Regions from separate parts of the Mus musculus genome. Here all the other regions are linked to region 1. Evidence: chromatin loops called from intact Hi-C (ENCODE). Cell type or tissue: left cerebral cortex. All regions are shown on one strand. Region 1 overlaps Eya4 (EYA transcriptional coactivator and phosphatase 4). Region 2 has its middle 46 kb from the start of Eya4. Region 3 has its middle 23 kb from the start of Gm35291.

What was found. Hi-C counts contacts between places; a loop is a spot of excess contacts. Peaks named below come from ENCODE experiments on the same cell type or tissue, not always from the same donor. Only the 100,000 strongest peaks of a DNase experiment are listed, where the experiment ranks them.
Region 2: it touches region 1 in a loop (4-fold over the local background); 16 of 42 quality-filtered maps call a loop at or near these places.
Region 3: it touches region 1 in a loop (3-fold over the local background); 7 of 42 quality-filtered maps call a loop at or near these places.

The regions. Positions count from the first base shown.
Region 1 is chr10:23,113,118-23,121,117 of GRCm38, forward strand. Eya4 (EYA transcriptional coactivator and phosphatase 4) reads right to left here. Exons shown (of 19, transcript NM_001347372.1): 14 at 3,703-3,761; 15 at 3,436-3,596; 16 at 793-907. Among named protein-coding and RNA genes, the nearest start is that of Gm24655, 50 kb to the right of the region's middle. In left cerebral cortex, CTCF peaks have their summits at 2,344 and 3,853 (motif pointing right); DNase peaks (open chromatin) are centred at 3,856 and 7,589.
Region 2 is chr10:23,391,656-23,399,655 of GRCm38, forward strand. No RefSeq gene overlaps it. Among named protein-coding and RNA genes, the nearest start is that of Eya4, 46 kb to the left of the region's middle. In left cerebral cortex, no CTCF peak of the experiment used is centred here; a DNase peak (open chromatin) is centred at 3,087.
Region 3 is chr10:23,684,117-23,692,116 of GRCm38, forward strand. No RefSeq gene overlaps it. Among named protein-coding and RNA genes, the nearest start is that of Gm35291, 23 kb to the right of the region's middle. In left cerebral cortex, no CTCF peak of the experiment used is centred here; a DNase peak (open chromatin) is centred at 3,110; H3K4me3 peaks cover 481 bases.

The DNA of each region.
Region 1 (8,000 bases):
CCTGCATTATCATGTCCTTCCTAAGCTTTCTACACATCGACCCCAATTGTTAACCTTTATAGACACACAGTCAAATCTAACTTATTTTGAGCCAAACATTTCAAACAGTTGCAATGGACAACTTTGTCCCAGGCTTGCCTCTTGAGTTCTTGGCAGCCTTCCCTTTTGTGTAGACCAAATTTGAGGGACTACCAAGCTGAACCCAGAAGACTACATGTCTGTCAGACTTTACATTATATTGTGACACTGAGAAGTAAAGAGTGCTCATGTCTGCCCCAGTTAGGCCAGGAAGTCAAGGGCAGCCCCCAAAGAGGACTTTCTGTTATTGGTGAAGCTTCTGATCATGTGACCAGGAAGGGACCACAGGCCAGATTTGACAGATAAATTTACTTTCATGTCCTAAATACGGGGCTCCTCTTTCACTCCAGCAACCTTTTTATGTATCTGCTCTCTGGATAACATCTCTTTTTATGCCTAAGTGTTACCCACACATTAGTTAACTGTGTCTTTATTGATTAACGTAAATCAGAAATAAAACTATGAAATGATAAAAAGTAAAGGTTAATCTTATGCACCAGCCATCGCTTCCCACATTTATATGCACCCACCCACGCAGTCACGCATGCGTACCCATGCAGGCACACATAGCACACACTAATACATGCAGCACACATACACACAGAAATCAACGGGTGTGGTGAATTACTAGCAGTTGGTATGGTTTTTCTCTGTTATGCTGTTGGACCCAGGTATTCCACATAATTCAAGTAGAAAGGCTGTAATCCCACTTACCTAGTACTAATAATTGATAAAGACTTAAGTGCATTCGTTAGCCAGGAATCTGTTAGGCCTTCGATCTCTGCCCTTAACTGCAGCCATGCATCCCTCTTAGCAGGGCCAAGGAGTCCTGAAACACCGGAAAAAACAGGCAGTCAGGAGGTGAACACTGCCTCTGGAATAGGAAGTTTGGTGTCCCTTCTGTCTACAATAAGTAATTTTTATTTTGGTTTTGTCATAAAAAGGTACAGACATATCAATATGGATTCATCCTTTCAGAAGTGATTGGTCACTATTTGTTCAGTATTGAGTTCTTTTTAGACAATATGTAGGGGTCAGATTCTTGGCAAGATACTCAGGGACCCCAGTTTTCCTCCCTGTCTGAGACTGGAATCTCACACAGCTGCTGAAAGGCTCGGCAGCTTCTGGGCCTGAGTCCCACTGATGAGGCTGGGGCATGTCAGTCAGAGGAAGCGGTGGGGTTCCTCCAGCAGGAACACAAATTCACCACGTAGAATGGTCTCTTCAGAATCATAGTTCTGCTTTGGGAAAGTAGCCCCAGCATCGACACAGCTGTTGCAGTGCTTGCCAAACCGGTGCCTGCGTTTAATGATACTTTATGGTTTTTTTGTTTTTTTTTTTTTTGTTTTTGTTTTTGTTTTTTTTTGTTTTTGTTTTTGTTTTTTTTTTTTTTTAGAACTAAATAGCTATGTTGAAAATCCAAAGGTGTTCTATCCAACTATAAGAAGAGGTGGGAAGAAATAGGTAGGTTAAATTTTACAGAGAGGCTGGGCTATCTGCCATTGGTAGCACACATGGCTGGTATGCAAGAGGCTCCAGACACTGACAAGAAGAAAAGAAAAGAAAAGAAAAGAAGAGAAGAGAAGAGAAGAGAAGAGAAGAGAGAAAAGAGAAAAGAGAAAAGAGAAAAGAGAAAAGAGAAAAGAGAAAAGAGAAAAGAGAAAAGAGAAAAGAGAAAAGGGGGAGGGGAAGGGAGAGGAGGGGAGGAGAGAAAAGAGAAAAGGAGAAAAAAGAAAAGGAAAGAAAGAGGGAGGGAAGAAATGAAGGGAAGATGAAAAAAGAAAAAAGAGAAATGCAATCTAACCTTGCTTTCATGATAAAATGAGATCACATGAACATCCATTCAAAAGGAAGGTTTCTTACTTAAATTGTATTTCAAACACTGGGAGCAAGGACAAACAATATGCAATTATAGATATTTAAAATTAAAGCTACTTTCTAGAAAGTCTTATGTTTCCACATTTCAATAAAAAGAAGCTAATAACTGACAGAGAATAAGCTCTCATATTGATTAAATTTTCTAAGGTAGAAGATGATATGTTATCAGTCTCCCCAATTTTAAAAGAGTTTAAACAATACTCTATAAAGGGGGTATGAAAATATAAATGATTCAAACAATACTCTGTAAAGGGAGTATGCAAATTAAATAGTTTTATACTTCTCAGAGGGATGTTTAGTTTAAAAAAGTTTAAACATACTGTTTACAATTATTTTAAAAAGTGTCTGGGACAGAGCCTTAGAGTGAGTTAGGAGCTAAGCAGGAACGAGAGCCACATGGTGTCAGTAGAGCCTGCAGGGCTCAGTTATCTATGTGGAAATGATGCCTTCCCTGCAAAGCTTCCTGTCATTTCAACTGTTCATAAGTCTGTGACTCTGCCTTGTTTTTTACAGTTGCTGAGGGTTCCCTGAGCATCTGATGTGATTCAGTGTTAGCAAACACAGGAAAACAGACACGCAACCCCATCCTCAAGGTGGAAACAGATGGGGGCAGTGGGTTCGCTGTGGATGGACATTATATTTATCTTACTCTAGGGTGTACGTGTGAGCATACACATAGAATGCGTATGCGTATTTAGAAAATTCATTTTCTTTTGGCTTACTTTAGGTTTTTGTTCCTCAAAGATGCTTCATTTTAAAAGGAAAACAAACAGCTTGCTGGAAGAGTTGTGTGTGTGACTCTGGAACTAATCTTGAAAATGCGTTGACCTAAAAACTGATTCTAACAATAAAGACGATCCATTTTTTTTCCTGTATCTAGAAACACAGCTAGACTTGCAGTCTGAGGCTAAGGACCTCAAATTATATGAATAATTTATTATAAAATTATAAGTATAATGTGATTTAGATACTACCAACAGTGTATTGGAACTTTTAAAATCCAAAGATTACAGAGAGCACTATGTCCTATGTAGAGATACATTGTCAGACGATTTGTGAGGTTTTTTTTTTTAAACATCCAATAGATCTGTTGCACATTTTGAACTTTCACAAACTGCTGCATGAATATTCTCTCAGAGATTGGCACTAACTGAATAATTGTGGCTCTTATCTTTACAAGGACCTCTTGAACACCTCCTTCACTTGTCTGTTTTTTGTTGATAATGTCAGAGTAATACAGACGAAACAGAGAAAACATCCTAAAACACAAGGTTTCCGCAAACGGCCAAGTCCTTTTTCAGGGTGCACTGAACGCTTCCCTAGTAATCCCGAGAGCAGAAATCCAGGCTCGTTGCTTTTCAACTCGAGCCTTCATGGTTGGCTTTCCTTCATGGTTTTCTTTCCAGTAGCTAATTTCCACTGTGAAACTACAGCTTGAGTGTCAGAGTGCTGATACTGGGTGGAATCGGCCCCACGTACCTCCAACATTGTTCTTGTAGGTGTTATATAATTCCTTTACTCTTCTGTAACGAAAAGCCAGCTTCCTCATCCAGTCCACTCCTCCTCTCACACCTGTTGGCAAACAAAGGTTCGCACTACTTGCAGCTGCATGGAAGCCATCAGTTGCAAAACTGTAGGTACTGCAACACCCAAAATACATTAAAAAGAAACAGAAGAAATAATTACATGTGCAAAACTCCATAGCTGAATTTCTGTAGGAAACGGAAGACTGAGAGCGCAGCTTACCTTAAGTCCTGACCATTGTCGTCGGAGGAAACATCATCTATATGAACTTGATCACACTCCTGGGAAAAGGGAACAACAGACATTACCTATCACCCAAATGTGGCTAACACCTTCAGGTTTCCCATCATCCCACAGCATCAGGCTATGGCCACGAGGTGGCAGTATGGGTCCATTCTGCCTTCCCTCTGATACCTGCTTTCTTAAGCAGGCAGGGAAATGGTACCACCTCTTTGAGATCTAAATCCATAAAGCAGTCTGAAAACTTGGGGTGCTTTGAAAAATAAGTTTAATCTTAACATCATTGATAAGAATAGCTCTCTAATCTTTGAGACCAGTGCCCTTGCTAAGCTGAAAGTCTGCACCGTGCCTGGGGTCCAAGCATCTGAAGTGGTCACTGTTTCTTATTATTCGCTTGGTGGAAGTGGAGGGGTCCTGACCTCAGAACACGGCGTCTTGTGAGCTTTCCAAGACTTCCTGCTCTTTGCTGGTGTGAAGGTGTCATTTTACTTAAAGTCCTGGTTTTCTGATACAGAACAAAGGTAGTGGCCATAGAGACTGACACCTTCTTTCATCGGGCTTTAGTGTTTTTTAAATGTCAATGAATATTAGTAGTCTTGAAGATTTACATACCAAAAGCAATACAACCTCCAAGGAAAATAAATTTGTTAAGTTTGCCCACATTGGATCTGATTTCAAGTTAGAATTTGCTTAACGCAAATAGGGGCTTCCACATAGAAATTGGGCTCTTAGAGGTTCAAAAAATCTTGTTCTGACTTTAAATGATCTGCAAGGCTGCCGTGAAAGATTTCGTGATTTGAGGCAAAATTTGCTGAAGAGATTTAAAATGCCTAGCTCTCAGAAGAGTAAGTCCACAATTAGCAGTTACAAATGATCATAATTCATAATAAGTCAATGAGAAAGCGAGATGGAGAGAAAGGGACAGAGGGAGAGGGAGGGACAGAGACAGACAGACAGAGACAGAGACAGACAAAGACAGAGACAGGCTGATTGGCAGGGGATTGAAGCTAGGCCTGCACATGCTATGCAAGTGTTTTACTACTGACAGTGTTAACATTTCCCAGCTTTTGGGCCACTTCAAATGTATTATAATAGACCTGGAAGGGTCTGTAATCAAGTACCAAATGTAGAGTCTTCAGCCCCCACTCAGGATGTATTAACCCCATTTCAATGGACTCAGACTACCTTTAATGGACAGACTTGGAGGCCAAGGAGATGGCTCAGCAGCTGGTACAGAGCAAGCTGCCGAGCCTGAGGACCTGAGCTTGCGCCCAGGAGCCCACATGTTGGAAGGAGAGAAAGGACTCCCACAGCTTGTCCTCTGACCTCCACATGTGTGTGATGTGCACTGCGTCTTTTCACAGGTAAGTAAAACAAATGTGAACCAAATAAATAATAAGACACAAATTAAGCGGTGAGCACAGTCAGGAAAGTGTTCGTATGTGACTTCAAAATGTATTTGGGATGGAGAGGTGGCTCAGCATTGCAAAACATTGCTGTTCTTCCAGAGGAATCAGGTTTAGATCCCAGCACTCCTGATGAGGCTGATGCCTTCTCTGGGCACTGTATACACAGGGAACACATAGATACATGCAGGTAAGACACCCATAAATGTAAAATGAAAACAAAAACTTCAAAAATCTGCGTGTACTTACTCTAGAAGTTCTAAGGTTTACATAAATTACCAGTTAGTGATTTTCAAATAAACCTTTACCTATGTTCATAGGTAAGGGCTGAGGGGACTTATTCTACCTGATGCAGCTGAGGGTGCATGTGGGAGAGACAACCAGGATATATGGATTTTTAAAGGCATGCTCTAGAGGCAGGAAATAATCAACCCAGGCATTTGGGGAGTAAACAGGTTGGACAAAAAACTTAAAAACTAGAAGAAAGGCATTTATACAATGGGAGATATGCTCAAAGTATGCAACATAACTGGTTGAAATGGGCTTATATAGTTGGGCAGTGGTGGTACACACCTTAAATCCCAGAGCTTGGGAAGCAGAAGCAGGTGGATTGCTGAGATTTGGAGGCCAGCCTGGTCTACAGACAAAGTTTCAGGACAGCTGGGGTGCACAGAGAAGCTCTGTAAAGAGGAAGATGAAACAAAGAAAAGAAGGGAGAAAGAAAGAGAAGAGAGAAAGAAAGAGAGAAAGAAAGAAAGAAAGAAAGAAAGAAAGAAAGAAAGAAAGAAAGAAAGAAAGAAAGAAAGGAAGGAAGGAAGGAAGGAAGGAAGGAAGGAAAAAGTAAGGAAGACGGAAGGAAGAAGGAAGGAAAAAGAAAATGTCCTCATGTAACTCTATCACGTTCAGTGAGTATAAACCAATAAAATAAAAACCTGAATCAAAAGCAACAGACTTGCTTCTTGACCACATTGCAGAAGTCTAGGCAGTGATAGTACTTGGCAGAGTTTCTCAGTCATTTCGAGTTCCTAACACAACGTTATAGTGACATAAATTAATACCCTAGATGGCGAGGCTTGTGGAAAGTGTGTGTGTCATCAGTAGAGAAAGAAGAAAAAGAACAGAATAGGAGATGAGGCCGCCTGAGCTATCTTGGTATCCCACAGTTGAGAGGGATGAGGGCTACCCTGAAACAGGAGGCATTGCACCTCCAAAAATCAGCCTTTCAGATGCAAGCGTTTCAAGCTGCCACCCCGGGGCTTTAACCTGACTAAGCAGTTAGCATGGAAGCTGGAAACCCCATTTTCCTCCAGAATATGGAGGCACTTAAGGAGCTCTCACAACCTAAGTGTCTTCAGACATGGTAATATTCTTTAAACAAGTGTTAACATGTATAGGTGTTTGGCCTTCATGTATATCTGTGTACTGTGCATGTATCTGGTACCCGTTGAGTCCAGAAGAGGGTTGGTTGCCATGGGACTGGAGTTGCAGAGAGCTGTGAGCAGCCGTCTGGGTATTAGGAACTGGACCTAGGTCCTCTGGAAGAGCAGCCAGTGATTTTAGCCACTAAGCCATCTTTCCAGCTCAGACATGGTGATATTCTTGGGAGGCGTTTAGAGAGAAATTAGTACCTGCAGCTTCTCACTTTGCTGAACTTCTGAAAGCGTTCCTTATGTAAATAACCTCCATCTCTTAACATAATATGCTTATTCTATAAAACCCCCAAAATGGTGAGGGGGATTTTTGTGAGCGCCTCTAACCACCAGAAGCTATTTTTCTAAAACAGTATTTCTCCATTCTAATTTTTTAAAAAGCTCTCCTGACATTTCAAGTATTAGCCCACATGTTTAATTTATACATAACTTGCCCCCAAATTCATTTTTTACTCCAGAGGACAACAGCTTATCAGACTCATGGACCGTGCACTCTGTACTTGAAGTTAGGTTTGAGGGTCTTCCAAATCTATCTTCTCTTTATATTTATGCTTAGTAATGCTGTGTGTTGACTCTGGACAGTTGCCCAGGGATTACAGTCCAGTGAAAGAAACTTGAACTTCAATTATATATATATGGAAAGATAAATAATTGTTCATCAACTAGTTTTCATTGTGGAAACCATGCAGGAGTCATTTTAACCTAAACCTCACATGCTCCAAAAACATTCAAGGGCTTTGGTTTTGAACACAGCTTAGCAAAGACCTCAAATTCTTAAAATAATTCTGGTGTTAATCATAAATGCTTTAAATTTGTCTTACAAGGGAACCACAAAGTTGTCCCTCATCTATTCCAGGTATAAGTCAGAACACTCTTCTCTCACATTTGTGAACCCCAACTCCCTGGTGCTTTCTCCTCTGGAAGTTATTCTAACTGAAATAACATTTTTTTGAACAGAGAGCATTCTCTTGCCGGGGGTGGGGGTGGGTGGAATGGAATGAAGTGTTGAGTGCTCAGATTCAGATTTGCAAGTTTTAAGGATGTTTGAGAGGAACAGCTGCCAGTGCCCATGGTGTATCGTGGACTGAAGTTTTTAATGTTTCAAATAGACATGTGAATTCTCACAAAAGACCCTGAGAGATTAAATATACAAGAGAAACAATGCTCACAATAAGCTAATGGTATACGGACTGTTTTGAGCAATTCTGTATGTCAGCAGAAGCAGGCTTAGCTCAATTCCTGTTATGGAGCCTTTGTAAGAAGCTGGCTGGCAAAAGGGGTATTGGAACAAATATGATGTTTAAAGTTAGGCACCCAGGACAGGAGGCATTGAGGTAAGTAACCAAAGGGACTTGAAAGTTACTGTGTGCATCTCATTAATCCACTGCTTGTCCATGCCACTTGGAAATATACTTTTGTATTCCTGGGCTCATCTACCTGTGCG
Region 2 (8,000 bases), 280 kb after region 1:
AGAATATGACCAAATATATTATATACAAAATTAGAAAAGCCAGCTCTTACAGCAGAACACACTCTCTGATGAGTGAGTGGCTGTGTTCCACGGAGTAGCATTTGGCCAGCTAGAGTCCAACCACGAGCATGCTGCTCTATGCCTATGAGCTCTGTCAGGTTGTTATAGGAAGTGCAATGAGCATGGAATGACTGTCAGTCACCTTATGTTGAATGCCCAAATGCCACAATTGGTACCTATAATTCCCGTTATAAAGACTTCACATTGTCTTCAGAAGTAGTCAGAAAATAGAAACTGCTGATTGGCTTGATACAAGACACAAGATTTAAAGCATCATAAAGGGGTGGGGGGATGAGAAACTAGTGTGGAAGAGGGAGGCTCCATCTAGGTATGGGAGAATAGGTAGAGTAAATCTTTATAATAACCATGGAACATGGAAAGTGTGTTCTTTATATATGGGACAATTAAGAGCAGGGACTGCATGCTGGGAGAAGGGGACACTACAGCTTCACTGCACAGCAGATTAGAACATCAAAAGGAGAGTTTATCTCCTTCATAATCCCTTACTTTCCTCACTGCTATGCCTTGCTGGGGAATTTCCATCTCGGCCAATAAGGGAAAAGAACAGAAACATACTCTGTGAGTTATACAATCTCTCAGAATTGCCAAAAAGGAAGTGACCGAATAGAAATGTATCATTGCTTTTCTGTCAGTGGGGGATAGAAGATCCAGTTGTTAGCAGTGTTTTCTGTCAGTAGGGGATAGAAGATCCAGTTGTTAGCAGTGTGTGTTCTTTATGACGGTCTGGAGAAAGAAGGGGATACTGAACTCTCTCCCGGGTTATCCCTGATGCTGGAAGACTTCGACCTCCCTGGCTACTTGTTGCCTCATAGCAACCTCTGCCTTCAGCATCACAGATTAGTCTCCTCATGTATCTGTGTATCCGAAGTATGCAGTCTACATTCACACTAAACAAGGGACCTATCCTGCTCCAGTGTGACCTCATCCTAACTTGACTAATTATGTCTGAACACCTGTCTTTCTAAAGAAGATCCCCTTCTGGCAACCTCTATACAACTCCTTGAACATGGAGATGCTACGTTGATGCCTACATAGAGCCTTTACCTCTGTGTTCCACTGTCTTTGTACAAGAAGGTACTCTGCACACTATCTGAAGAAAACAGCGTTAAGGCTGCCTCAAACCCTTTATCCACAATGGTGTATTACCAGCAAGATATTGCTAGGGCAAGGGTGGTATAAAGCTTATAGGTGTAACCAATTGATAATTGGTTTGACTTAAGGCCCACATCCAATATTGCCTGGGCAACCAAGAACATGAGACTAGATATTCCAGGGACCTAGGGTAAAACTCAATAATACTTGTCTAAACAGGGGGGATGTAGTGATAAAATGACTCCTAATGATATTCTGCTATGTTAATACATTAGTGCCTTGTTCAGCCTTCTGATGTACTGTTTTGGCCTGAATTGTGTTAAGGCTTGTTTGGGAGAAAACTGGAATGAACTATTTTTACTTAGGTTTATTTTATAATTTTCATTGTATGTATGCTTGTTTAGAGGGTAACACATGCATGAATGCAGGTGCCCAGGAAAGCAAGAAGTGCAGATGCCTCCAGATCTGGAGTTATACAGGTAGTTGTGAGCCACCTTAACTGGGGCTGGAAACTGAACTCAGGACCTCTGAAAGAGCAGTATATCCTCTCAGCTGCCCAGGCACCTCTCTAGACCCCCAAGTGTGGATTATGAACAGTTACATCTGCCTGGAATTGTTTTAAGTGTTAATGTATTATTCATTTAACCTTCTCACAACCCCTGTAATGTGAGTACAATGATAATCCCATTTTATAGATGGTGAGGTTGTGGCACCGAGAAGCTCAGCAACTTTGCTAGGATTATGCAGGAAGTTCATGGCACACTTTTGTCTGTTAGGCGTAGTCCATTATTTGGAACCATTTCCAGTTCTCCTATTAAATGGGTAGAAATTGTCTGGGGCAAGCTATGTAAATTTTCTGTTCTTCAGTTTCTTCATTTCTGAATGGGGATAAAATAGTAACATCCTCATAGAATGAATGCATAGACAGCATTTAAAATACTGCCCAGCGCTAAAACCAACAACACACAGAGCGAACGACTGAGAATTTATTGTGTACTATGGAGCTAATTGAAGCCATGCTGCCTCCTGCTGCTGATTAATTGTGTCTGGCTTCTAAAGAAGGATGATATTGGCAGATTTTCTTGCTGTTTTATGAAGGATGGGACTCAGCTGTCAGTTTCTATGGAAATAAGAAAGAGGAGGTCAGAGGTGTTTTTGATAGTAGCACAAAGGACCTTTCTATGGTTTTGGGACCTTTATATGGATGGCAGTGCTTGTAGCCTGGGCATCCAGGCTTCTAGAAGTCACCTTGACCTTTCTCCTGCCTTGTAAAGGGCAATGAAAAGGCACCAGGTTTGGAGGAAGAACAGTTTAAAAAATGTTTCAGAAACTAGGATTCTGAAAGGAAATTAAAAATTCTTAATCCTGCACCACAAGAAAATCTTGTTCTGAGGGCCTGTGGAGCAGTTATCAGCCATTCTTCAGAAAACGCAGCGTTTGCATGTGGAGTGGACTGCTCTCTAATTGCTGCAGTAGGCTACCACTAGGAAGAACAAAGGAAATATTTAGCACGTCATAAATTTTTCTGCAGCCCTGCGGAGTGGCTGGAGTTCAGATTACACGTTTATAACTAGCATTTGAGAGCAATTTCTACTTCACTTTGAGAAAGTTGTTGGAGAAGCTGCTGGGTGCTTTCCCTCCTAAGTCTAGAGAAATACCGACCAAGTGTTTAACAGACCTGTTTTGGGCTCAGACCCTATGGAGCTTGGAGAGATGTAACAGTGGAATCCATTCCTATTGAGATTCGGTGTTCAATGGAAGAAGTACAATCTCAGGAAGTAGGAAAGACAGACACGGGAATGGTTCACGAATGTTTGGAAGCTCTCAATCCTCTCTGAGGACCTAGCCTGAGACAGTCAAGAGAATAGGCAGGACCTAAAAATAGACTCAGCTCTCATTGCCAAAGAGAACGGGCTAGAGAAAGGGAGTAAATATCTTGCCAAGGGTAGAGCAGCCGCCCAGCACAGTTAGGAAAACAAAGCCACCTCAATGCAGTAAGGGCAACAAGAAGCCACTGGAGATCAGTTGGTGGAAGCTGGCCGGATCTGGAAGCCGCGTTCTGTGTGTCTGTGACTCCGTGGACCGGCGTAGCTTGGTCTTTGGATAAGATACTTCAGCTTTATGTACTTGGATGAACATGTTTTCTTAGCAGATAGAAATGCACTAGAGTGGTTGGGTAGTAGTTTGTAACTTATGAGTTCTATTTGGCTTTCCATTCTGTGGCTTGGCAGGGCCTTACAAGTTCTCTGTCATTCTCCACACTGATGATTGACAAAATATGGGAACACATTATCCCCTGAGATAGTAAGTTGATGTCTCAACCAGCCCATGGTGAAAGGGCTTTCCAGTGGAAGAGAAATGTATGGCTTCTGGAGTCTTGCTGGGTAAATGCTCCAGTCCCCCAAAGAAAAGAGTTGACATTTTCACTGGCTTGACTAAATTCTTAGTTGCTTATTGACTATATTGGGATTTTTTCCAAGCAAATTTGTATGCTCATTTTATTTAATTAAGATTTTAAAATATTCTAATATCAAACTCCTATAGGCTTCAGTTGTGGAATAAATTTTAACAGGTTTGTAAACCAGTACCTTACTGTCTTCTGTTTACTGAAAATTAAAGGTGAAGGTTTATTATTTAGAGTTCAGCTAGTGAGCTGGATATGGGACTAATTTGTACCTCAAATTTACCATTTGCTGCCTAAATAGCTGCTAGGCTAAGCTGGGTAGGCATCCATTTCCTTGTCACTGCTGTTAACAGGCACAGTTCCTCTTCTCATCGATGTTGTAACTTTCCTAACCATTGCTTGTTTGACATAATCGTTTCAGTTCTGTAGCTCTCCCCACTGTGGAGAAGAATTAGTCTAACTTCACAGCACGTGTTCTGAAGGTAAGCAGGTTGCAAGGAAAGGTTCTGCTTTTGTTGTTGTTGTTGTTGTTGTTGTTGTTGTTTTTCTTTTTCTTTGTCTGCAATGATAACAACCACAACAGCAACAAAAGGCAAATTTAAAAATTTAATAAAAATTTTTTATTATTTTGTTGGTGAATGGTCTTCACGTGCCGCAATTACACAACAAATTTCAAGAATGGATACTACATTTATTGGGTTGCTTGGAACAAAGGAAGAGAACAGATGAGCTGGGTATGGTGATTCCTGCCTGCAACCCCAGCACTAAGGAAACTGAGGTAGGTGGGCTGCCATGAGACTGAGACCTGCCTCACCTCTATGGAAAGATCCTATGCCAAACAGGAAAAGAGGAGGTGCTGCCAAGAAGACTCACGAGGTAAAGGTGACTGCCACCAAGACTGATGACCTGAGCTCCACCTTGGGGTTCTCTTGGTGGAAGCAGAGAGTTTCCACAAATCGTCCTCCAATGTTATATGCTGTGGCATGAGCTCACTGTTACACACGTACATCCTCTCTCTCTCTCAATTAATGTAATAAAAATTTAAAACAAAACAAAAAACAGAAAAAGCAACCTAACATGTTTGCATATTTTGAACATATTTTCAATGTCTAAGGAACTAAAAGGAGAAAGTATGCGATAATATAATTATATTGTGTAAAAGCTTGCCAAGTGATGTAATGTTTATGAGTGCCCTTTTGTCAGTTAATTTTCAAAGGAATTAAAATGTGGAGACAACTCTAGACTAGACCCCACCCAATGAGTTGCTTACTCTTAACAACATTCCATGCCGCTACCACTTCCTGCTTATATTGACGGGGGTGGACCTGTGTTCCAAGATACTAATAATGTCAAGTTGAGAATGACCTGATGTCTATGGAAAGTTTTTTGAATAATTAATTAATAACAAATCTAACTATATATTTTTACTGACATTTTAGTGATTCAATAAAATTCAAGTATTTTTAAAATAAGTGTGAGATTAAAAACAACTCTTTCATACACACAATTCTAAGAGAGAATCTTTCATTTATTGTTAAGGCTTACCAAATTGAAGGTCTCGTGTTTTAAGAAGATAAAACAAGAATTCTTTCTCTCTCTTTCGAATAAATAGGCTATCTCACCCATGAATAATGATTAACGTTCTTTCCCTCAAAGAAAAGCCTCCTAGGAGTTCACACCTGCAGCATTCAGGAGTGTTGAGCCCCATTACCTTGAAAGAAACTTAATAATCACTCTTCACAGGTGAACTACGTCTTAGCGGGATATAAAAAGTTGAGATAAACCCAGCCTGCTTTGTCCAAGTGCTGTTATTTTCCCAGCAGTCTCCACCCCACCAAGTCACTGCAACAATACTTGAGCAGCTTTGCAGCTATCCAGAGGGGCTGTTGTAAATACCTTTTCTTCTCAGCTTAGTTCTGTGTTTATCAGAGTCTCAAAGGAAGTTCTGAAGGTCAGAAAAACAAGCTGCTGGAAAATGCAGATTCAAACCCCAGTAATAAGGCTGGATTTTCACAGGTGAGACTGTCTTATCGTCATCCAGGTCTGAACAGGTCTTAGTCAGGACCTGCAGGATCCAGTCTTAGACATATACACTTAAATACAAATGGAGTTTTACACTCAAGTGCAAGCCAGAGCATAAATTCGTAATGCTTAAAGTATAATGTATAGAGTACAAAGTATAGATGACTCTCCGAGTAAAGTTACCAGTGAGAGGCCATACGCATGATCTGTGTGCTGTTTATGGCTCATTTAGATGTTTTCTTGGCTTTCAGGATGGGTGTGTGTGTGTGTGTATAAGTTTTAGAAGGGGGACTGGACAAAGAGGGGGGATCTGTGAGTTCGAGGCCTGCCTGATTCACAAAGCTAGCTGTAGGACAGTCAAGGCTACTCAGAGAAACCCTGTCTTGAAAACCAAGCCCAAAAATAACAGAAAAGTGGGGCTGGCGAGAGAGACAGCTGCTCCTGCAGAGGACCTGAGTTCACTTCCTAGCACCACAGCATCTGTCACTCCGGTTTCAGGGGATCAGACACCGTCTTCTGATTTCTGAAGAACCTGGACTCATGCATTTAAACCCACGTAAAATAAAATTGAAAATAAATTCCTAAGCCCTCCAAAAGACCCAACAAGCAGCTAAAAGAGTCAGATGCAGATATTTGCACCCAACCTTAATGGACAGAATCTGCTGATCTCTGTGGCTGAATTAGGGAAGGCTGGAAGAAGCTGAGGAGGAGAGCAACCCTGTAGGAGGACCAGCAGTCTCAATTAACATGGACCCCCGAGATCTCTCAGATACTGGAACACCAACCAGGCAGCATACACCAGCTGATATGAAGCCCCCAACATATATCCAGACTACCAAGTCTGGGTTTAGTCAGAGAAGATATACCTAAACCTTAAGAGACTGGAGGCCCCAGGAAGTTTAGAGGTCTGGTGCAGTGTGTGTGTGTGGGGGAGGGGGAATCCTCATGGAGACAGGGGGATGAGGAGGAGGTATGGGATGTGGAACAGTCGGAGGGTGAACTGGGTGGGGAATAAAATCTGGAGTTATAAATAAATAAATAAATAAGAAAAAAGATAAACATGCCCAAACTGCAAAAATGTCCTAATAAATTTGATTTGTTTAATAAGTAAAACAAGAAGAAAGAGAATTAAAGCACACATCGATTATTTAAAACTTTTTTTCTTTTCTTATTTTTTATTAGATATTTTCTTTATTTACATTTCAAATGCTATCTATCTCCTTTCCTAGTTTCCGCTTCAAAAATCCCCTATTCTCCCCCCTCCCCCTGCTCCCTAACCCACCCACTCCTGCTTCCTGGCCCAGACATCCCCCTATACTGGGGCATAGAACCTTCACAGGACCAAGGGCCTCTCCTCCCATTTAAAACTTTATAAAGTCTAAATCCCTCTACTACTAGAAAAGTTCTAACTTCTAGTCAACAATCCTCCATCTATACAACCTCCTTGTATATGGAGTCCAGCGAGAATGGCCCCTGTAGACCTCCTCCTTGTAAAGGGAGTCCGGCAAGAATGGCCCCTGTAGACCTGGGCTATACCCTCAGAGCTTTGTGGCTCATGGACAGTTTCCTTCCAGAACGGTGGATGTGTATTCCTGGATTATGGAAGTTACCATTCGCTGTCAGCTCCCCTCTCACCGCGCAGTTGCTTTTCACTGGTCCAGCTCAGCGAAGGGGCTTCTGGAGCTGCTCTCATGGGTACGTGGGTCTCAGCGGAGAGTCATATGCGCATTCTCTCCATCCTTCAGGCAGGCGCTATGGGAACAACTGTTCATGAAATGATAGTGTTTTTTACGTTCAAGAGGTCTAAAGCAGAGAGACGCATATTAAACACATAAACAAAACATTCAAGGCCTATGATGAATATGCCCGTGGGGATGCCGGAGAATACAGTGAGGCAGGCTGAGGGGAGAGAGAATTTATTCAGCTTTGAACAGCCTTCTCAGGGCAGCCAAAGGTGAAGTTGGGGTAGGGAAGGTCAGCTTCTCTGCCTTGTTGTTCTATCCCAAATTTATTTATGATAATCAGCTCTTCTAGAATATAATAATGGTGCTTTTATCACAGGAATCAAAAACACATTAACTATTCAAACACTGGGCTGGTGAGATGGCTCAGCGGGTAAGAGTGCTCTTCCTAAGGTCCTGATTTCAAATCCCAGCAACCACATAGTGGCTCACAACCACCCATAATGAGACCTGACACCCTCTTCAGGCGCGTCTGAAGACAGAAACAGAGTACTTAGTTATAATAATAAATAAATCTGGGCCTGAGTGAGCAGGCCAACTGGAGCAAGCAGGGTTGACCAGAGCGAGCAGTGGTCCTAAAAAAGTTCAATTTGCAGCCGGGCGTGGTGGTGCATGCCTTTAATCCCAGCACTCGAGAGGCAGAAGCAGGCGGATTTCTG
Region 3 (8,000 bases), 570 kb after region 1:
AAGATTGAGAAAAATAATCACAGTAAAAGTAATCACACTTAAAATACAGTTTTGCTTTGCTGCTAATGATATTTAAATGATATTTAAACGTTGTCTCTGAGGATGCCTCATCTTGAACTCATTTAGTGAAATCTTTTCAATTGTCACTAATTTCTCATAAATAAGTAAATAAAGACCACGTTGTTGAATTCTCATGGAAAATGTGGGGATGGGAAAAGACAGCAGAGTGTTTTTTTCTCAGTCTAAGTAGCTGTACCAGTGAAAGGATGGCGAAAATCTGTCTTTCTTATACACAAATGGGTGTGTCATACTCTTTATAAGCAAATGGATATGTGATAATCTTTATATGCAAATAGGTATTAATCTTTATGTGGAAATAGGTATGTATTAATCTTTATATGCACATAGGCATGTGAAACTCTTTACATGCAAATAGGTATGTGATAGTCTTTATATGCAAATGGGTATGTGATGGACTTTTTATGTAAATAGGTATGCAATAATATTTATATGTAAATAGGTATGTGATAATCTTTGTATGAAAATAGTATGTGATAAGCTTTACATGCAGATGGATATGTTATGATCTGTATATGCAAATAGGTATGTGATAATTATGTGACTGTATCAAGTGTAGTTGGTGCAACAACATAGTTTCTGACATAGTTTTCCAGTCACCAAAATGTCTCCAATTTTACCCACCTACTCTGCTTACCTCCCTAATATAGTATGCCTCCCAAGCAGACTTCTCAGTGTATCACATGTGTATAAATCTAACAATAGTCACTACTGTATTGTAAGCAAAGTTCAAAGGGGCAGATTCCTCCATGTTGTGATTAACTATTTCCTAACTTATGAAGGTGATAACATCAAGACACTGGGGTATCAGGTTGTGCCGTAGTGTGAGACCTGTGTGCATTTGCTTATGGTCAAGTTCATGATGCTCAGGTCTTAGACACAGTAAGGCCAGCCACACAGAAAGCTCCTTAAAGGACTTCACAAGTCAACAGAAGGGTCCTGGTCATGGACTCATTGAGAGTCCTGAACAATTCAGAAACAGTGCCCCAAACGATCCATTCTAGTTCAGTAGAAACTACTGTGGACAGAATGATGAAGATCAACTGTAAATTTTCTGGAATGAGAAATAACTTTCTAAAGTTTCTCTAGACTATTGAGAATTTTAGATGCTTATAAATTTCATTTGCTTCCAGTTTAACTCAAGAAATATAAACACCTTACCTCCCAAATGACACATGTACTAATTAGTCTTCTAGTTGAACAGAAAGTAATAGAGGCGACAGGAAAATATTTGCTTAGGACTGGGGAGATGGCTCAGTCCATAAAGTGGCTGCCAGAGAAGCATGGAGGGTTGGATTTGGATCCCAGGACCTACATAACCCAAGCATTGAGAGGCACAGATAGGTCTCTGAAATGCATTGGCTAGCCAGGCTAGCTGCAGCAGTGAGCTCCAGGTTCAGAGTCAGACTCCATCTCTCAAAACCAGGTGGAGAGCCATAGTGTAAGTTACCTGATGTTGACTTTCCATGCACATATGTGTGCACACATATCCACACGCATATGGGTACACACCCATACAAACACATACATATAACCACACACACACACATGCATACACACACTTCCTGATAGAAACCTGTACAAGGTGTTGGTACCTCTTAATGTGTTTCTTTTCAGGATATGACAAGCGATAAGAGCCGGCATGACTATGGTATGGTAAGTGTTGAAACTTAGCTTTACAAAAGAAGACCCATGAAAGTGGCCAAGAGATTATTTAGTCAGTGGTCTGCCATTGTGAGACCCCGACTTAGAGCGTTTCTTTCTGGAAGGTAAAGCCCCTGGATGTTCCCCAAAATTGTTTTCCCTGATCTCTAAAAATGCAGCCAGAAAGAAGCTCTTTGTTCTCTATAGCCAGCAAAAAGCCTTTTTGTTTCTGTGTGCTACAGCCAGAGATGCGATAACTGTAGGAAGACCTACAAGGACATGGAGATAGACACCGGAGAGGAGGCTGCAGCTCACTACTCCACCCCCACCCCGCCCCACTCGCTGCCAGAAAAGAGCTGTAGCCAACTCTCCTCCCAACTCCTCCCAACTCTTCCCAACTCCTCCCAATTCCTCCCAACTCCTCCCAACTCCTCCCAATTCCTCCCAACTCTCCTCCCAACTCCTCCCAATTCCTCAGCTAGCTGTTAAAAGCCCCCTACTGTCACCGCTGGGGTCGAACTCCCCTGCCCTGTGAGGTGTAATGTGCGAGGGGTTCGTCCTCAGCTAGCTGATAATAAAACCTCTTGCAGTTTGCATCAGGTGTGGTTTTCTCCCGGGTCATTGGGGTGTTGGCCAGCTCATCCCTGAGCGGAGGCCCAGCTTCGGGGGTCTTACACCATCCTCTTCTGTATCCTGAACTCTAACCTCTGAGGAAGAGCCTCTGCAATTGGTGCCCCCAAAGGGTTTCTTAATTCTTCCCTTCAGTTTAGATGGCTCATGGGTCAGCAGCTGACCCCAGAATAAGGCATGATTGAGCAATTGCCTCCAGAGCAGCAGGACGGGCAAGGGGCCACATTCTGTGATGCTTTGCCAGAGCAAAGGGACATAGAAGAGGGCAGAAAGCACAGGTTACTTCTCCACCATAGCCAGACCATCTTCACACAGGTCTGCAGGTCAGACCATCTGAAAGCCAGTGTGCTTCTCTATCTAGTTATAGAAAAACTATCAAGGGTGCCTATAGAATAAATATAAGATTTGTGATTCCCAGATGCCATTGCAAAGTTAGAACTTTGCATTTCCGGGGTCAGCACGCTGCATTTGATGTGCTACTTAATTAATTCTCCTTAAAATTTTGATTCGGAAGCTCAATGTGTTTAAAGAACGACTTCAAGGCCTAAACAACACAGCCTTTCCAGCTCTCTGACATGTTGCCTGTAACTAGAAAAATGGGCAGAGCCAGAAGCTTTCTGCCGGGAGAGCTTTCGTTTCTCCTCTTTTGTTTTATTAACCTCGCCACAGCTGGTGCAGTTGAAAACACTCTTTCACCACATGCTTAGCAGAAGCTCAAGTGGAGTGGAGAGCACCGCCAAGAATCTGTCTGCGAGATTCACCATCAGAACGTCAGGTTTCACTTCGAGTCCTGCTCCTTTCTGATACAGCTGACAGAAACACAGGAAGTGTGCGGCAGGAAAAGCTCTCCCCAAACCATCACCCACTGATTAGTCCCCAGGCAAAGCAACAGACCAGTGATATTTTCACATCCACACAGGTACTCAGAGCTGCCAGCTTACCGAGCAGCAAGGCACTTTTTAAAACGCTGTTTAAAATTGATAAAATATTTCAACCAGTATCAATGCTTGCTAGATCCCTTGTTTTCTCTCTCTTCTTTTTTTTTTTTTCTTTTTTCTTTTTTATTAAATTTAGCTTTGTTGGGGGCTGGAGAGATGGCTCAGTGGTTAAGAGCACACACTGTTCTTGTAGGAGAGCTGAGTTCAGTTCTAAGCATCTAGTTGGGACTACTTGAGTGTTTCTGGTCTTTGTATGGTGGCTCCTCAGGTAGCTAAGGAAATCTCTAATTGCTATGTTAACTGCAGACAGAGGTCTAGCTCCCTAGGAAGAACAGTACTGGTATCCCTTTTCTTGTGTAAATTCTCTCTCTTCTTTTAATAGGCATTTTATAATCTGTAGGCTATTAATATCTCTTATAGTCTATAAATTATTTTTGATGGTTGCCTAATATTCAGATTAATACATACATTTACTATTGTCACAGATGTCATTGTCTGATGGAATACTTGTCATAACATCGGATGAGCATTCAGGGTTTTGGGGTTATTGTATTGTTTTGGTTTTTTTGCATTTTGTTGTTGTTTTGTGGGGGTTTTTTGAGAGAAAATACATTTTTAACAGAATTTCCCAATTATATGAGATGATATATATATATATATATATATATATATATATATATATATATATTTATTATAAAAGACAGACTTGCTTTCTTTGCTGTCTGGAATTTTGAAGGGCTCTACTTTTAGTGACTTTGCGATGGAATGATCTCCCAGGTGTAGGATCTCACAGTGCTTTCTATTCCACGGTGTTGAATTCATAAACACATCAAGAGAAACTACTCTGGGACCCACCACTGGGTGTATCTTATCTAGGTTGTGGGAGGAAGATTCTGGAGAGGTTGAGCTGACAAAGCTTGCCTTTACTGTGGGCAGCGCTGTCCTACGGGCTAGGATCTAAGAGTGAATAAAAAGAAAGTAAGCTGAGGGCCAGCATTCATGTCTCTCTGGTTTTGGACTATGGACACAGTAGGACCAGCCACCTCACATCCCTATCACCACAGCCAGGGGGAGTCTTGGCGCCATGCCTTTCCCTCTTTGGTGAACTGTATTTCACTGTAGTCTGTAAGTCAGAAGAAACCTTTTCTTCTTTCCTTTCTAGGTGTTCTCTGACAACAACCAGAATGGGAGCTACCTCCTCCTACCGGTTATGACAAGGTGGTACAGAGGTAAACATTACTCAACACAATATCCCATCATACATGTGTGCAGCACAAGCATTCAGTCAGAAGACAAATGTTTATTTAAAGCCTACTATGTGGAACTGGGCCTAGACGGACACACCTATAACCCTAGCACTTGAGAAACTGGGGATTGGGAATCTCAGCTACATATCAGGTTTGAGACAATCTTGGGTAACATGCAGTGCTGTAAAGTGCAGGAAGTTAGAAAGGGGCTATTAGAAAATGGTGCCAAGAGGCTCTACCAGCAGCTGACTGAGACAGATGCAGATACTAACAGTCAAGCATTGGACTGAGGCCAGGGACCCCTATGAAAGAGTTGGGGGAAAGATTGAAGGAACTGAAGGGAATGGCAACCCCACATGAAGACCAACAGTGTCAACTAATCTGAATGTGTAGGAGCTCCCAGAGACTAAGCCACCAACCAAAGAGCTTACATAGCCTGGTCCTCCAAGGCCCTGGCATGTAGGTAGCCTTGTCTGGCCTCAGTGAGAGAGGATGTGCCTAATCCTATAGAGACCTGATGCCCCAGAGTGAGGATGGAGCAGAAGCACCCTCTCAGAGGTGAAGGGGATGGGGAATGGGGGAAGAACTCTGTAAAAGGGGAGGGGCTGGGAATGGGGACAACATTTGGGATGTAAATAAATAAAATAATTAAGAAGAAGAAAGAAAGGGGTGAAGAAATCCTAAGGGAAAGAGTACAGTTAAATATGTATGATACAGAAGTAGAATGGTGTGATACTGAAAATTTAAGAGTTAAGAGGAGATAAAGGTACAAGATAAGGGGTAGAGGACGAGAGTTAACCCAAACCAAGACACGTGTGTTTCTGGAAGCAGGGGGGATGGTAACCCTATGGAAATCCTCCATTTTATAAGCCAATGTAAAATATAATTTACTTAGTTACTGAAGAGTTTTGTACATTCATGTACATTTTAATGAAATTCACCGTGAATGGTTACCACAGTAGAGCAAGACCCTTAGCAGACATCAGCAGCTTCACTGGCTACATGTTAAGCCTTTTGAGCCTTGCTGCTCTTATCGCTAGACATGTGCATTGTGTAATGACACAGTAGCTAGGCTCCTCAATGTTGAGGCTGCTAGCGCCAAATGAATTAGACTAAATTATCTGGAAGGAGAAGAAGTGGATGAGTCCCAGTATGGTTTAGGAATGAAGAGATGAGGATTTCCTAGTGGAACTGGTGTGGGGCTTAGAAGAAGAAAGGATTCAAGGAAACCAGCTTTAGGCAACCAGAAGGTGATAGGGTTGTTTATTTGGATGGAGAAAAGTGGGAAGCTGTGGGGTTTTAAAGAAGAACCTTTGCTCATGATTCAAACCTCATCTAGTTTTACAGAAATATCTATGGGACAAAAAAATTAAAAAACAAAAAAACAAAAAACAAAAAAACATGAAACGGTTCATTTGAGCCATAGGACAATCCTTACCCTATTAACCTGTTAACCTGTGCCATCAAGAGCTACTATATATACTTCATTGGTTGTCGTAATGCAACAAGGTAACAGATAGAAATCCTTTATTGTTGCTGGTAAAATGTGGGCCACTATCAGCAGTACACCATTGGCAGCAGCATCTATACACATCCAGCCATCCTTGGTGCTTCTTAGTTCTCTTCAGACAGTAATGAAAGAGGTAGACACTCTGACACTGTCAGTGAGAAACACTGAAGAGATGGAGACGTAGAAGATAATGTTAGCAAATAAAATCTCCTGGTGTTCGGACAGTATAGCAATGGTGTGCACCTCACACCTCACATTTGCAGACAGTTTGTCAACTGATCGATTTTCTTAGCACTGATGACCGAGACCAGTCCTGATATCTTAACGTCAGATAAATACTATCGACTGCAATTAACCTGTCTTATCTGATAAGAGCTGGCGATCTAACTGACAACTGTCACAGCTTTTGGAATTTTCTTCTCATGCCTCTGGGCAGGTGGAGTCTGTAGTATAAAGCATGTGTCGTATCTGCAAGGTTCCCCGTCCAGAGTTGTAGCAAGAACCAAATGACACATGAGAGGATGGTATTCAAAAGTACCTTCTACCAATGAAATGTGTAGTAGGCACTGTAGAAACTATTTACAAGCTACAAAGATGTGAGTATTTGCCTTGTATCTTCTTACCACACCCCATGGCAACCACAGCATCTAATATTTATTCCAAGGCATTTACCATCCTTCAGTGGATTAAAGGAATTACTATTGAAGACAACAGATGATAAAAATATCGTGTGTCTAATTTACTGTACCTAGAGCTTAAGTTCAAAGTTTTGGCATGTTTCCTAAGTACTTTACACCTTACTCACTGTATCAAACAACCTTTAACAATTTCAGTAGTTCAAATTCTTTGCCAATAATTTTTGGCATTCTCTTTCCTGCTTCCTTAAGGAACGAACAACATAGCTTTCTGAAGCTTAATAAAGACTAAACAAAACTCTACAGTCGTCATTTGGAGTAAGACTCCCGAGTTGGAAGCCAAGCTATCTGGCTGACCTTGAGTAAGTTTGTCAACCACTAGGTGCTCCTAAGAGATAAGGAGAAAGGTAATATCACCTCAAGGAATATCATTAGGAGGAAATAAGCCACTGTTGATCACACCATCCTACATGCGACACAACCTGTTCACAATTCCACACTGTCCCTTGAGTCTCTGCACTAGTACCCTTCTCACTGAGATGTAGATAAAATATAGAACGCTGCAGGTATAAACAAATAAATGGCCTTATTGACTTCTAACTGTTCACTCCCAACACAGTGTGAAATTCCTGACAACAGTCTGAATATGTTTGCTTTTAGTCCCTGCTGACCGTAGTCCCTGGCACACAGTATGCACCTCATGGTTTCTGTTTGTTTTTCTGGTACTCAGGATTGAACTCTGGCCTTCACACACATGCTAGAAAGCACTCTACTTTAGATCTGCACTGCCAGGGTCTCACAAATGTCTGCTTAATCAGTGCATTTTATATGAATACATTCTAACAGAGCAGCAGGTCTCATGTGAATTAGAGACAAAGATCCTTTATGGCACGCCTTTCTCTAAACTGATATTAATAAGTAGTAACAAGAACACACACGGACCTCAATGTTCATTTTTTTCTTCTATTATAGATGTCATATTATGAGAAAATCACTATATCCAACACTTCTTGTAATTTTTTTAAAAAATTTTTGTGGGTGCCTATAAGAACTAAGGAATTGTAGGAGGCTTTCATGAGGCTATGACTTTCAAAGGAATTAGGAGAGTTCTCTGTGACCTCTTTGGAGTCCTCAAGAAAGGATTGTTACAAAAACCAGAGACTAGCCCCACCCAGCCTTTCTGCTTCCCAGTTCAAAGGTGTGATAGTGTCTTAGTCAGGGTTTCTATTCCTGCACAAACATCATGACCAAGAAACAAGTTGGGGAGGAAAGGGTTTATTTGTCTTACACTTCCATACTGCTGTTCATCACCAAGGAA